Linked DNA regions of Mus musculus: regions 1 and 2 are each linked to region 3. A link is a loop called in an ENCODE intact Hi-C map of the cell type or tissue named here. Cell type or tissue: heart. All regions are shown on one strand.

Evidence for each region. Peaks named below come from ENCODE experiments on the same cell type or tissue, not always from the same donor. Only the 100,000 strongest peaks of a DNase experiment are listed, where the experiment ranks them.
Region 1: it touches region 3 in a loop (2.3-fold over the local background); 4 of 42 quality-filtered maps call a loop at or near these places.
Region 2: a loop joins it to region 3, with 4 times the contacts of the local background. A loop is called at or near these places in 7 of 42 quality-filtered maps.

What each region holds. Positions count from the first base shown.
Region 1 is chr9:122,884,029-122,889,028 of GRCm38, reverse strand. Zkscan7 (zinc finger with KRAB and SCAN domains 7) reads right to left here and starts at 2,211. Exons shown (of 6, transcript NM_001177505.2): 1 at 1,964-2,211; 2 at 80-605. The coding sequence starts at 487. It also overlaps a transcript of Zfp445 not described here. In heart, no CTCF peak of the experiment used is centred here; a DNase peak (open chromatin) is centred at 2,128; H3K4me3 peaks cover 1,363 bases; H3K27ac peaks cover 1,252 bases.
Region 2 is chr9:122,803,660-122,808,659 of GRCm38, reverse strand. It overlaps Tcaim (T cell activation inhibitor, mitochondrial), which reads right to left and starts at 3,113. Exons shown (of 11, transcript NM_001013405.2): 1 at 2,972-3,113. In heart, no CTCF peak of the experiment used is centred here; DNase peaks (open chromatin) are centred at 2,899 and 3,009; H3K4me3 peaks cover 1,670 bases; H3K27ac peaks cover 1,326 bases.
Region 3 is chr9:122,949,126-122,954,125 of GRCm38, reverse strand. 1110059G10Rik (RIKEN cDNA 1110059G10 gene) reads left to right here and starts at 3,126. Exons shown (of 3, transcript NM_025419.4): 1 at 3,126-3,321. The coding sequence starts at 3,214. It overlaps Kif15 (kinesin family member 15), which reads right to left and starts at 3,045. Exons shown (of 35, transcript NM_010620.1): 1 at 2,974-3,045. The coding sequence starts at 2,992. In heart, a CTCF peak has its summit at 2,949; a DNase peak (open chromatin) is centred at 3,115; H3K4me3 peaks cover 2,973 bases; H3K27ac peaks cover 1,676 bases.

The sequences.
Region 1 (5,000 bases), 65 kb after region 3:
GGGAATGGTGAATACTTGCTCTCAGGCTAGCCCAAGTTTAGAGAGTGGCTCTAGATGTTCCTATAGACTGACTGCTTACCTCCCCTGACTCACTAAGGTGTCTCTGGAAATCCTCCACCATAGCCACAGCTTCCTCGCCAGTCTCAGGGTGATGGAGCTGTACCCAGGTCTGAAGCTCCCTGGGCAGGATGCTCAGGAACTGCTCCAGCACCAGCAGTTCCAGGATCTGTTCCTTGGTGTGGACCTCTGGCATCAGCCACCAGTGGCAGAGCTCCCTGAGCCGGCTCAGGGCTTGCTGAGGCCCAGACATCTCATGGTAGCACAACTGCCTGAAGTGCAGTCGGAATATTTCACAGACGGGAAGGTAGTTCTTCTGTCCCCATGTCTGGCTTCCTGGTTCCTGCTTCACAGTCAAGTTCCCCTCCTGCTTCTGATACATGGCAGTCCTGGGGATGATATCTAATGTCCCCCTGCCTTCCATGGTCATTGTGATCCCAAAAGAGAAGCTGGTTCCAGCTACAGCAGGCACACTGAAAATGAGTCTCTGCTTCAAACTGCGGGGGCTGTTTTTTCAGAGTCAAGAAAGGAAGTGAGGAAAGTGTCACCTACAGAAACACAAAGAGAATGATCAGAGTCCTGGAGCACCTAGCTCTTAGCTGGTAACAGGTTCTGCAGCTAGAAGCAAAGCCTCCGGGGAAGAGAAGAGTACAAACACAGAAATGACTCCAAGTGACTTCCCTTTTCAAACTATTAGTGGCTCCAGTCACCTGCAGGATAAAAGCTAACTGAATGTCTAGGCTTAGCTTTCACAGTCTTTCACATACACCTCCAACCATTTCCCCCAAGTACCCAAATTAAAAGGACATCAATGGCCTCCAAAGCAGGGTATACAAGGAAACTGGATGTTAAAGAAAATACTAAATGATTTAACTATTTAATATGTCCTGTAGTAAGCACTGAAATTCAAATAGGATTTATCTTTAATTTTTTCATAAACTTGTGCTGGGAGTGGAGGCTCAAAACTCAGCTGGTAAAGATGTACTAAAGTTTGGGGCTAACACTTTACAAATAAGGGGGTGGGGACCACACTTTACCTGTCTGCACCTTCCCTGTTTTTTCCCGTCATTTCTGACAAACTCTTAATCAAGTGTCAAGACTCCGAATAAATAACACCTCTCTTGAAGGATATTTTCCTGCTTTCCCCAGATATAAAACAATGGCTCATTTCCCTTGCTGTACCTCATACTATAACAGTGTACTTCAACTGTTTATGAGGAACTCACCAGTCATGGCCTCTAAACTACTGGAGGGTCACCCAAAGGGAGGAACTAGTATTAAAACTTTTGGAAGTCTTTTCTACTTAACTTGGAACTTAACTTTAACTTTCTGGTCTCTCCGGGCATACCACTGTTTATAGCTTCAGTAATCCCACGGACTACTCTCCACCCATAACTCTGTTGGATCACTTCTCTTAATGCAATTGTTTGCAGTTTACTCAGGGCTCTGTTTCCTGCGAAGATTCAAAAGGCAGGACTGCTTCCCAGTCCTGCACGCGTGCATATGTGTTACACAGGGAGAGAGATATGTTACACGAATGTGGTTAGTTTAGTGGACAAAATTTGGGAAAAGCCATTTTCCTTTCCGTTTATGCATGCCATTTGAAAACCAGATCCTCTGGGGCAACTAGGATGTGTGCCGTGGTTTGAGATATCAGATATCAGGCACTGGAGACCCCAGGGTTAGACATTTTCCTCTGAGCCTGTTTTGTTTTGTTTTGTTTTGTTTTGTTTTTAAGACAGATGGAGTAATCTGTGAACTCTCCGAGAGTACACAAGAGCACAGGACACTTTCCTGCGGTCCTTACTGTGCCGAGTGCTAAGCGGCAGGTCTCGCTGCACGTCTAATCTGCGAGCTCGCGTGGGGCTCACTCCAGAGTCACGGTCCTGCCTCGGTAGCCGCTCACCTGGCCGCGTCTGCCCCGTGCAGCGCTGACGCACGGGAGCCAACAACTCGAGCCGACCCCAAGCCGAGCGACCACAACACGAGGACGACGCGGCTCCGCCTCGGGTAAGCACCCCGGCACCGCCCGCGTCGCGGCCCGAGTGCGGGCCGCACTTTCCACCGCGTCGCCACCGTCATGCGTGACGGCTCAACGGCCCCACACACCTCCAGGACACTAGGAAATGGCAACGACGGCGGGACGGGAAGCATGAGAGCATCACTTCCGGTACCTCCTGGATTCCGGAAGTCTTGGTTGCCAAGGTGAGCAATAATCTTGAACGCTAAGATTTTTTTTTACCCAGGGAACATCTGGGGCACAAGAGGGTGTCATGCTGAACTTAGAGTCATTCAGATTCCAGAGACCTCACTCTTGACATAAAAAGGTCAAAAAAAGCAAAGCCATACTTTCCAACAATCAGACTTTGACAGACCAGCCTGTCCCTGATGATGCCCTATACAATTAGAGCCCAATTCCTAATTGTGTTACAGCTCGGTTCCATTAAGGGGAAGGTTCCCGCAACTGTACAGTTCTGCTTGAGCAGGCAAAGGTTCCCCCGATGTAAGTGTTACAGCTTTCCTGGGAAAGGTACCCTGGCAATCGGGAGTCAAGGAATACCACAAAGTCACACCACACAACAAATCTCACATAGATTTATCGGAAGGGAAAACCCAGAAGAGTGGCTGCCTCTGCTCAGGCAAGGAGCAGGGGGAACTGAGGAGAAGGCAGGCCTTATATAGGTTTCAGTGAGGGATGGGACTTCTGGGGCAGTCTGGGATTTGTGGGATTCTAGTCAGAGTTTGGGGCAAACTCAGGGATTGGTGGAACTGTTTCTTGGGGTCTAGGGGTCAAGTCTGGGTCAGGGTGTTCTTTCCTTGGCTCTTTTACCCTAAATTTATCTCTGAGGTCATCTCACCTCAAAGTGCCAGTCTCAGGAAGGATTAATTGTGTTATAAAGTTTGCTATCTAACAAGATGGAGAACTTTATTTACTATAAAAGGGTAGGTCCCTCTCAGAGGACAATTCTCTGAGAATTCAAATTTGTTATGACTTTCTTTATTGAAATTTCTTTAACTATTATAGTTTTGTAAATACTTTTATTCCTGTGCTTTGGATTTATAAAATACACATTTATGGGCTCAAATAGCACAATCTGTGGCCCTGATTCTTTGTGTGTAAGGTGTGATGCTTACTGCTTGCTTTTTTGATTCACAGGTTAGTAAAATATATATATATATATCACATGATATAATGATCTAATACAAAGGGTCTTAATATTTTGTTCAACCAATTTCAATTCATTTACAGAGAAACAACATTCTTACTCCAGGATGACACGAGCTTCCCCCTCTACCCTGTTCTGCTGTCAGGAGGTCCAGCATCCTTCTATTTCGTAGTACAACCCTGGGAGTGGTGGTCATCTGTATCTGGGGAATAATTATAACAGGAATGCTGAGGTAGGGGCCCCTCAAAGAGGGGGACCTCCTATGAGGGTTTATTAAAGGAGAAACCTGGGTCTGAGGAGGAACCATGCGAGGTAGCATGAACAGGAGTCATTACTAAGAGGGGATCCAAAAGGGATGCACAGAAAAAACATAGAGAGGCATTTTAGATGGGATGTGAGGAGCAATAATAGATCAGAAGCGCATTGAACATGTTGTAGCCAGGATTGGGCATTTCTTCTCAGTTGTATTTCCTGTTCAAGAATGGTTTTATGGGTTCATGTGGACTGCTCCAGGTATCGAGAGATATGAGCAGAGGGGCATGCAGCGCAACTGGTGGGATATAGCTTCCCCATGATTCCCATTCTCCATATTTCATCCCAGGGGTCATCTATAACAATGAGACAGTTATTCAGGTTTTGAAATAGGCTATTTCTTTCTTTCTTCTTTATGTAAAACCATCAATTTGTATTTATTTAATATACATTGTAAGGGTTCAAGCAGACTTAATTTAAAAAAAAAAAAACACAGCTTAGAAATCATTTCTGTGAGAGCTGAGTTCAATTTTATAGGATCAATAACAGCGGCCGCCATAAAAAATCCTGATCTGTGAGGCAGCCTGCTTCTCCTTTATGACCCTTTTGTCAATAGGGAAGGCAGAGAAAGGGGTTTAGGGTTACAGACATGGGGTTAGGATAGACAGGAATAGAAATAGAGCTTTAGCATGCGTGGTTGGCACCGTCTGCAGACATGAGTTCCTGGTTCTTGCTGTCATAGGTTTGCTGAAAGGAAAAACACTAGTGGTGGATGTTGGAGAGAGAATTAGGGGTTTGATCAGTGGTGGGACAGGCCTGTGATATAACAAAGACTGTGTCGTTAAAACAGCAGAGAGAGCCTGGCGGTGGTGGCGTACACCTTTAATCCCAGCACTTGGGAGGCAGAGGCAGGCAGATTTTTGAGTTTGAGGCCAGCCTGGTCTACAAAGTGAGTTCCAGGACAGCCAGGGCTACACAGAGAAACCCTGTCTCAAAAAAAAAAAAAAAAAACCACCAAACAAAACAAACAAACAAAAACCAAAGCGGGGAGGGGGGGGCTTGAGGAGGGCATGTGCATTGTGCAGTAATTACCAGATTATGCATGCCATTCCAGGTGACCTTGTTGCTTGGATGTGGATGTCTCCTTCTGGGTCTCTTCCTTCGATTTACTGTCAGTGATAGGCAGGTCATTTTCTTGATGGGTGTCCATGTTCGTGTTTAGACTAAGGCTGATCCTGTGTGTATAAACAAACAAAACCCTTCCCACCATGAGGACGGTTCAGGTCCCTTCCAGATCCTGTCTAGGGACTCCTACCATCTCACCAAGAAGTATGTGTGGGATTAGTTGTGGTGATTCCAATGAAGAATAATGGGGGAGGGTATTTTTGTGTTTTTATACACATTAAGAATATTTAGTGTTGTTAGGGCCTTTGTCAACTGAACATAAGGAGGGTAAGAGGCATGTTGCCTTTTTTAAATCTGGGGTTTGAGGGTTTGGTCTGCTCTTTTAATTATACCTAGTCC
Region 2 (5,000 bases), 150 kb after region 3:
TATTTAAAAACGTTTTACGTGTGAGGATGTGGTTTAGTTATTTTTCTGTTGCTGTGATTAAAAAACAAAACAAAACCCTGCAATATAAGAAGAGTTTATTTTGGCGTAGTTTCAGGAGGGGATACAATCCGTATGTGTGTGTGTGTGTGTGTGTTGTCCTTCTTCCAACTTCCTAACCTTCTGTAACCTTCTGGAAGAGTGCTACAAGCTACTTATGACTTTCTTTTGTTCTGTGACTAAAAGCCCATGTAACTGCTTTTATGTTAGAATATATTATTCAGGGAAAACTGAATATATCTTCCCAGGCTATAGTCATTCATATTTGATATGTAATATGAACACTTTCTATAATTACTACCTTTGTGGGAAGAGATTTTTTTTTCTGTTAGCACCCTTAGCTTAAATGAAAGCCTTTTCTTAATAAGTTCTTCTGCAGTGTAAATCAAGATCTCAGCTTCAACTGAGTAAAATCCTTGAAAGAACTCAGTCTGTCTCTTCAATTGCTGCAGTCAGTTACACAGAGAATCAAAGACTCAGAAGATTGGAGACACTGCTTTAGCACAGGGGCAGGTTCTGGGAAACGCTAGAGATACCAGACCTAACAGTCTATTGCAGCTATGTCAGCTGCAGGAGTTCTGTCTGCAGACAGATTCTCATGACGGCTACCAGTACTCCACAGAATACACTGCCCTTCCACTTAGAGAAAACCTCAGGTAGGCTACAGATGGACAAGAGGCACTCCTAACTCTCTCATCAGACTCAGAAGGCATTCTGAGTCCTTAATTTATCACTTCACCAGTGCTTCCATGTTAGGTCCAGGGTAAAACAACGAGCATTTGTTGTGTTCACTAAACTTAGTTTGAGGAAAGGGTAGAGAAGCAGGACACAGACACAAGTAGATAACTGTAAAACAAAGCAGTAAATGCAATGATTCCGACTTTCAGAGTAACAGGAGACTTCCTGAGGCTACACCTATAGGGCAGGGAGGGCACCCTGGAGAGCCTTGTCCTAAAGAAATGATCTACTGTGTGGACAGAAGGTAGATATGGAAGGATAAAATTCGTTTACAAGCCAGTATAAATGACTACCCGAATCTACTTAATAGTGGTATTATTTTCTGTTCCATTCCTTCCTTTCTTTCTTCAAGGTCTGCAACTCTCTACGTAGCTCAGGCTGGTCTGGAACTTGCTTTGTAGATCTAACAGCCTCTGTCCATTATTTTTGACAAGCACAGAAATTATCAAATAGAGGTCTTCAACACTGAGCTTTGGCCCCTTGGCACAATCTGTATTTGAAAGTAACTTATTTCAATTAACTTAACTTCACACTAACTTCACTTTAGTTATGGTTTCCCTTTGTAACTATCTTGGAATTTTTCTTTAGAAAAAAAAATTCTTCTCTCAAGTAATGATAAAACCATACCTAACTACCTTTCTTTTCTTTTCCTTTCTGTTTGTTTGTTTGTTTGTTTGTTTTTGGAGACAGGATATCACTTTGTAGACTTGGCTGGCATCCAACTCAGAGAGATCTACCTGCTTCTGCCTCTGGAGTACTGGGATTAAAAGCATGCACCCTCTCACCCAGAGACCAGGATTTAAAAAAAAAAAAATGCTTTTAGGCTTTCTACTTAGAGTAGGGAACCAAGTAAACAACCAGAGCAAAACCAGGAGACAGTATTAGACATATCAATGATAACAAGTTCCATTTGTTTGTTTTTGGAGACAAAGTTTCTCTGTGTAACACCCCTAGCTGTCCTGGACCTCATTCTGTAGACCATGCTGGCCTTGAACTCACAGAGATCCAACTGTCTCTGCCTCCTGTTGCCTCCCATTGCTGGGATTAATGACACTCCACCATCGCCTGGCTAGATAACAAATTCTTTAGCTTTCCTTTTGTATCTTGCTGGAGAGTTAAATCATAACTACAAACTCTACAGTTTCAAGAAGGATTCAGGCACTTCTGGCCCAGCCTGACCTAATATATACAGGCACTGGTGCTACTCCAAGGTCCAATTACACCCACTGAACCCTAAGATCTGGCACAAGAGAAAAAATTACGACAAAAACTCTTCGGACCTGCTGTTGCCCCCTCAAACCATTTTCATCTTATAGGTTAGTGTAGGGCATGTCTTCTGGGCCTTTCCATTATGAGGGATCAGGTTTTTCAGAGAGTACCCACTCTAGCACTGCAATTTCCCTGAGCTTAAAACTCCTTCATCAACACTAAGCCAAGGGATGGCAGGCATCTCCAGTTCCTTTTCAGTAGGCCATCTGTAGACAAATCTAACCAACCAACCAGCCAACCAAACTTTGACACCTTTTTAAAACTATATGAACTCCACATTAAATCTGGAATCTCCAATCGGTGGTCTCAAACTGATAAAATTCAGCCTGATCCTGTTTCCTTTTACCATTATCCTACAATCTTAAACCCATTCGCACACACACATTCCACAGATGTCTTGAATGAATTAGCACACTCCTTAAGCTCTTTAGTGGTGAAGTGCACTTGAGTAATCTACGCCTCAGACTCCCCTCTGAGAGTCTACTTAGCCATAAGTTTGATTACAGGTCTAGAGGTGAATGGACAGGTCCGCAACTTGGGGTGCAGCTCCTCCCAGGGCCCCACCAGCCTCAAGGCTCTCCCAGCAGCAGCCTAAACCCAGCTCCCATCTGACAGCCTCGCCTACGCCTCAGCACGCACAGGCCAAGGCCTGTGTGGCAAGTGTGGAGTCCCTGGGCAACTTTCGCTCTGCAGGGAGCTCCTGACAGGTCTGGCCCACTGTCTCAGAGGCCTGGGTTCGTGCTTGGACGCCCCGACACTTGGAGCCGGCAGGCCGCACGAACCATGCTCATTGGCTAAGGCGGACCGACCTTCCTCCTAGAACGCCTGCGCAAGGCCGGCAAGCGGCTCCCAGCCAGGACGTCGGCTCTCAGCGGCCTCCCACCCCGCTTCAAAGCGGTGTCCTTACCCCGCTATCTGCGGGTTTCCGAAGGCAGCTTCGGGAGACACAAGCCGGTTCTTCCGGCCGACTAGGTCTGAGGGAGAAAGATGATTGGCAGGCAGGTGGGAGGACGATAAGCAAAGGTAAAGGAGTAGCGGGAGGCAGGGGCGGGGCCAAAGCGCGCACGCGCAGCCCCTGGTGGGGAGGGGGGAAGGGGCGGAGCTATGCAAGGCGCTCTGGTGACGCAGTTCTTGCTGAGCAGCCGTTGGTAGTCTTGGTAGGCTTCCCAGATGCAGCTGAGTGTGAAAGATCCGGTTCCTCTGGCTTACATTTCCCACTTGACTTTTCCTCAATCTAATCTATTTGAGATAGTTTAATTATTTGGGACAGTGGCTCACACTGTAACCCACGCTGGCCTTGAACTTGCGGCAATTCTCCTGCTTCAGCCTCCTACGTGCTTTGATTACAGGCATGACACATCGCGACTCCTTACTAGGCTGTTTTTAAACGTTCAGTGTACTCAGCATGGGCTTTTTACTGCTTTATTGGACGTCTGTAACTGATCTCCAGACCTGCAAATGATGGAATATAAACTGCTTTTCGCTTTGCTACCTCTTGGCTTGGTCAACCAGCAAGAAGCCATCCCACCCCTTCTCTCAGATCTTCATTCTCCTGAAGACGACCTTGCGGCCCACATCGTGTCCTTTGTCTGCAGGAGCATAGTTTACAATTGCCCACCTGTCTCTGAGGCAGTGTGTGCGCCACATGTCACGCAAGCTTAAGAGTGCTGGGACTCAATTTTCCTGCCCTTGTGAGACTGTAGATTTAAGGACACTGCCTCTACCCATTTTGAGAACTCCTTTAAATACTTGTCCCATTTATTACCCTATTTAGGGCTTTTCCCCTCTAGACGACTTGAATTTGTGGCGTACAGTACTATTTAGAGTGAGGACTATGTTAAAGAGAATAGGCTACAGATACTGAAGGTGGTTTCTGAAGGAGTTTTTGTTTTTTGTTTTGAGACGGGATTTCTCCGTGTAGTCCTGTAGACAAGGCTGGCCTTGAAGAGAGATCTGCTGGCCTCTGCCTCCTGAGTGCTGGGATCAAAGGCATGGGCCACCACCACCTGACAACTTCTGAAGTTTTAACTTCTTAGTGTTTTGGGACAATCCTTGTTAGATATTTATATTTTGGCACATTTGTTTAAAATATTTTCATTAGCAATGTCCTTAGTCACATATTATCATAAAGCATACAGTACTGTGCTGCCAGGTCGACCAACAGATGAAAGTGTTTGCTATCAGACCCTCCAGCCTGACCACTGTGGTTTGATTACCGTAACTAGATGGAGGTGGAAGGAAAGAACAGATTCCAAAAACGCTGTCCTGCAAAAATCCACATGGATGTGTGCTCCTCCCACAACGTACACGTAATAGTCATATGAGACCCACTGAAAGGGAGCTGTTAGGAGGGTAACTTAGACATTTGGTGGGGTGCCCTGGATCTTTGTGTTTTCAGTCTGTGCTGCTGCTTTATGTTAACTTCACACATGCTAGAGTCCTTAGAGAAGAGGGAGCCGCGATGGAGAAAACACCTCTGGAGATCACACTGCAGGAAAGCATTTTCTTAGTGACTGATGTAAGAGGTCCCAGCCCACTGTGAGTGGTGCCATCCATGGGCTGGTGGTCCTGGGTTCTAGAAAACAACCCTGAGATTCCACCTCGCAACAGTCTGAATGGCTAAGATCAAAAATTCAGGTGACAGCAGATGCTGGGGAGGATGTGGAGAAAGAGGAACACTCCTCCACTGCTGGTGGGATTGCAAGCTGGTAGAACCACTCTAGAAATCAGTTTGGCTGTTCCTCAGAAAACTGGACATAGTACTACTGGAGGACCCAGCTATACCACTCCTGGGTATATACCTAGAAGATGCTCCAGCATGTAATAAGGATACATGCTCCACTATGTTCATAGCAGCCTTATTTATAATAGCCAGAAGCTGGAAAGAACCTAGATGTCCCTCAACAGAGGAATGGATACATTTGGTACATTTACAT
Region 3 (5,000 bases):
TATTTTATTTCAATTTCAAATTGATTTCAATCAATCATCAGTCAGCCATGATGGAGTAGCAAAAACTGGATTTACTTAAGTAACTAGGAAACTGGACCAAAAATATGCAACAAGTCCTCAACACTGGACAACAGACAACAAAGTAAAGTGACTCTGGATCACAAGGCACAGTAAAGGTGGAGAGTCCACAGAGAGCTTGCTTATCTGGCTGAGCTGAGGAGAAATGGTTCAGAGTTTGGAAAAGTAAATGCAGCTAGATTCCGTGGGACGAAAACTGGAGAAGTGCAGGAAGAGAACCCACTCTGGATCTGCAGAGACCTCCTTAAGTGATCAGATGTTAAAGGGGGAGAAGCTGGGATAATGTTTTGTATGCTGTGAAAGGTATGTCTCTGCCCTTCCTCACTTAACCTAAGGCGTTCACTGGTTGGCTTTAATAAAGAGCTGATGATGTCCTAGAGCTAGGCAGGAAAGGAGAGACAGGACATGCCTTCACAGTATACAAAACATGTTACCCCAACAAATAGGCATGTGTGTACATGTTTGTGTTGAGTTACAAAGAGTCACGAAAGAAAACGTTTAACCCTCCACCCCAACAGTGAAGAGTTTCAGGGAAGAGGCCTCTGGTGCATGGCTTGAAACTGACCACCTCAGAGGCAGAGGAAGGAGGATCTCAGAGTTAGAGGTCAGTCTGGTTTATAAACCAAGTACCAGGATGTCGGAAACTATGCAGAGATTTTGTCTTAAAAAACAAACAAACAAGCAAACAAACTTCAGAGAAGTAGGCAGCTCTGGTATAATTCCTGAAACCTGAAAAGATGTATTGAGAAATGCTAGGACTTGAACACAGGCATTCTGGAATTCTTATTTCCTACCATCAGCCACCTCACTATACTATCTGTTGACCCAAGGTTAAAGTATAAAGTCTTATTATGAGGCTATCATAAAGTTGTGGCTTTACAAGGAAATCCTCTGTATACATTCACTGTACATCTTTTTCAACTTTGAGGTCATTTTTGTGTCTGCCTAGAAACATGTTAAACACTATTCATAGGTGTTTTACTCATGATAATTCAACTTAGAAACCCAAGTTCAAAAAAAAAAAAGAGTGAACTAAAGGGCAATCAAAAGGAGAACAAGTTGTAACATGCTTACCTAGTACAACACTAAACAGCAGTGATAGCTGCTGCTGCCTATCATGTGCCCACAGGCACAAAGTGTCAGGACAGTTACTACAACAAGAAAAAGAATATATGTACCATGCTCATGAGCTTCAAGAATAGGTAAAACTAATCGGTGAGGGTAGAAATCAGAAGACTGGCTGAGGCCGAAGGAGTTACTGACTGACTACAAGGCTATCGCTGTCCTAGCACTTGGGAGGTGAAATCCTGAGGATCAGAAGCTCCAGGCCCTGTCTGGCTTCACAGAAACCTTAAGACGAGCCTAGATTTTAAAAAGAATTTAAGCTCTATCATGTACTAGTTTGTACGCTTAAATTCTCTTACTGCTGAAGAGGTAGAGGAGACAGGCTACTTTAAATAGAGGAAAAGATCACACAGAGCTGTTCAAATATCAGTGTAATAGACTTAAAGGGTTACTAAAACAATTCATCAGGAAACAATAACAATTGACAAAGAGCTACAAACATGAACACTATTGTAAATTTCAAATGTATAATTTCACAATTTTCTCAAGTATCTCATTTTATTCTCAAATCTTATAATCAGCCGAAAAACAAAGGAAAAAAAAAAAAACCACACATGCCAGCACCCATATTCAGAAGCTCACAACCACTCATAATGCTAGCTCTAGAGTATCCAACCACTCCACGGCCATCTTCACCCACACAAGCAACCTACACACAAACTACACTCGCAGCTGTGCACACATATACACATGCATGTGCACTCACATACACACCAATAATTAAAAATAATTTAAGAAAGATAATAGGCAATATAAGAGGTGGCACTCATATACGTTGGAAGTGGGGGATTAAATCAATCTCTTTGTGATGAAAACAGATTAATATATATATTAGTCTACTCATAATCTGCACTTCTTTTTTCTATGTTTTTTTCCTCAGCCATCAATCACAATCTAAAACAACTAAATAGAAAATTCAGAATGAAACAATTTCTAAGCCTTTTTTTTTTTTTTTTTTTAAACAAGGTCTCAATATAAAGCCTCATGCTACACAACTCTTTTTAGCCAGGTACTATAAACACTACTCTCCTAACAGTCTCAGCCATTTGTTATTAGATCAAGTGGCTATATCACAATGCTTGTGTTCAAGTGACTTTTGGATACTAACTCTGTCATACTGTCTACAGAATTTCTCTCAGCAAGTAGACACCGTAGAATCTCATAGGATAAAAGACCGGTATAATAAGACACTATGTCAAAGACTACTTTCAAATAACTATTACTGTCTATTACTATAATTGAGGCAAAGACTACTTTCAAATAACTATTACTGTCTATTACTATAATTGAGGTATTTTAGTATTAGCTAATCTTAGTACACTTAGTTTACAGAGCACATTATCTATAGGGTTCTGTACTAAGATACAGTTCTGGTTTCAGGAACTCATGAAGTCTTGCATGAAGAATGGGAACTGTTGTAAAGGGACCGTTGCAATTCGCTTTAAAGTTCCCTCCTCTGAGGGTAGGCCACCGAAGGGAACACAAATCCCTTCCCTTCAAAAAAGGCAGAAATAGGTAATCAAGCATCAAGTGCAGCGCAAGGGCCGCCCTCAGGACACCAGAAGCCAGCAAGGAAACAGCAGGGTCCCATGCACAGAGAAGAGCGCTCGGGTGTAGGGTGGCCGAGGCGGGACGCCCGCGCTCCGTGAGGAACTCGGGTTCCCACTGCGTGTGCCGTCGTCGCCCTCGCGGGGCGCCCTAAGAGGTGACGCCCCGTAGCACCGGCATCTGCCAGCGGCGATGAGTTCACCAGGCAGGCTCGCAACTTACATTTGCAGCCGGGGGCCATGGCGACCCCGTCCGAGATTCGCTTACGCCAGGACCACCAGAATCCTCCCTTCAAGATGGCCGCAGATTTGAATTTGGCGCCCCAACGGACCACGCCTCCTGGGCGTGGTCGGATGGCGTCACTAACACGGTCTACGTCAGAAGTCCGCGCGGGCGACAGACACTTTGTACCCTGCCAAGTCTGCCGAGTGCTATTTATTGTTGGTCAGAACCAGAACTACCATGAGCAAGCGGAACCAAGTGTCCTATGTGCGGCCCGCAGAGCCCGCCTTCCTGTCCCGCTTCAAAGAGAGAGTCGGCTACAAGGAGGGGCCCACCGTAGAGACCAAGGTGAGGCCGCGGGAGTCGCCCCGAGTCAGACCCTCTATCTCCACCCCACTTCCGGCTCCTCGGTGCCGACGTAACTGACAGGTCCCTCACTCGCGACCAGCCGGACCCCAGGTCTGGCCTCTCGGGTCCAGGAATTCTTACTTGCAGGGTGCTATTCTTGAAAACGACCTAGCCCTAGTAGCTAGTCTAGACAGCTTTTCTGTCCTTTCTTACTTGCGGATCTCACTTTACCTGAGCAAGGTGATTGACAGCGTCGTCCCCTTTTTCAGATAAGGAGACCGAAGCCACTTGATTAAACGACTCGAATCAGGAGTCTTTGAAGGAATCAGCCAGGACTAGTAGAACCCCTGCTGTTTACCAAGCTGTGTGTCTCAAGATAGGGAAATGAAACAGTACTTCTCAAAGGGGGTTGTCTAATGAAGGTAACATTGAAAACACAATGCGTTCTTGCTGCCGAGAAGCTATGCACAGGTCAAACAAGAGGACATGCAGTTGTGTTCAAAAGCGCATCTAGGGATTCTTTAGTTTTGAGGGCTAGCTATGTAAGAGATGGCCTGGAGCATCCTAGACACAGTTTGAGAAAAAAAGACAGACATAATGGACAGTTGAGTACTCAAACTTAGTTGTCTAGACTCTTAGAAGCTGTGAAAGTTACATGGGATAAAATATAGTAGTGGGCAAAGGCCAAGTCATGCAGGGTATTCCCCATAAGATGACTGCCCAAAATTAAATATTAGACAGTTGCTTGAAAAATGAGATAATTCTGTATTTATCTCAAAGTATGCAAAACCTTTCTTAGTTAAAAAGTAGAAATGTTTTGACTTAGCTGACAAAATATAATTGTTACATTTGTACAGTGAGTACTAGGTTTCTGTTTGATAAATTTCAAAAGTTAAACAATTATGTACAGTATTGTTTATGTACAAAACCTTTTATATAACTATTTGTGTGTCCTTGAATAGCAGCTAATAGTATCTGCTGGGCAGTGGTGGCACATGTCTTTGAATCCTAGAACTCAGAATGAAGAAGCAGGCAGATCTCTGACTTCCAGACCAGCCTGATCTACAAATGGAGTTGCAGGGCAATGAAGGCTAAACAGAGGAAACCCTGTCTTGAAAAACAAACAAAGATATCTACAAAACTGAAGCTGTTAGTATATCAAATGAGCAGAGGTAGGGGAAAATATAATTTTCCTGTTATTTTCTGTACTTTTGTGGCTTGGATGGTAAAGTCAGGTTGTTGGTGTTTTGTTGGTTTTTGTTGTTGTTGTTTTATCAAATCCAGACAAGACAGGGATGAAAAATATTGATTAGAAAAGAGGAAGCAAGATGATGTGGCACTGCCTTCAATAGTCTAGATAGAAATTAATCCCACTGGAGAAGTTTCCCAGTTTCTGTTTTCTGGTATAGTAAAAATAAACTCTTTGGAGTTTATTTTTAATTAAAATTTTATCTTCTATTCATTTCAAGGATCATTATCCATTTTGCTTTTGTTCTAGTTTTGCTTGTTTGTTTGTTTTGTTATCAAGACAGGGTTTCTCTTTGTAGTCTTGGCTGGCCTGGAAATCACTGTGTAGACCAGGCTGGCCTCAAACTCACAGAGATCGGTCTGCCTCTGCCTCCTGAGTGCTAGGATTAAAGGTATACACAACCACTGCCCAGCCCACTTCACTTTAAAAA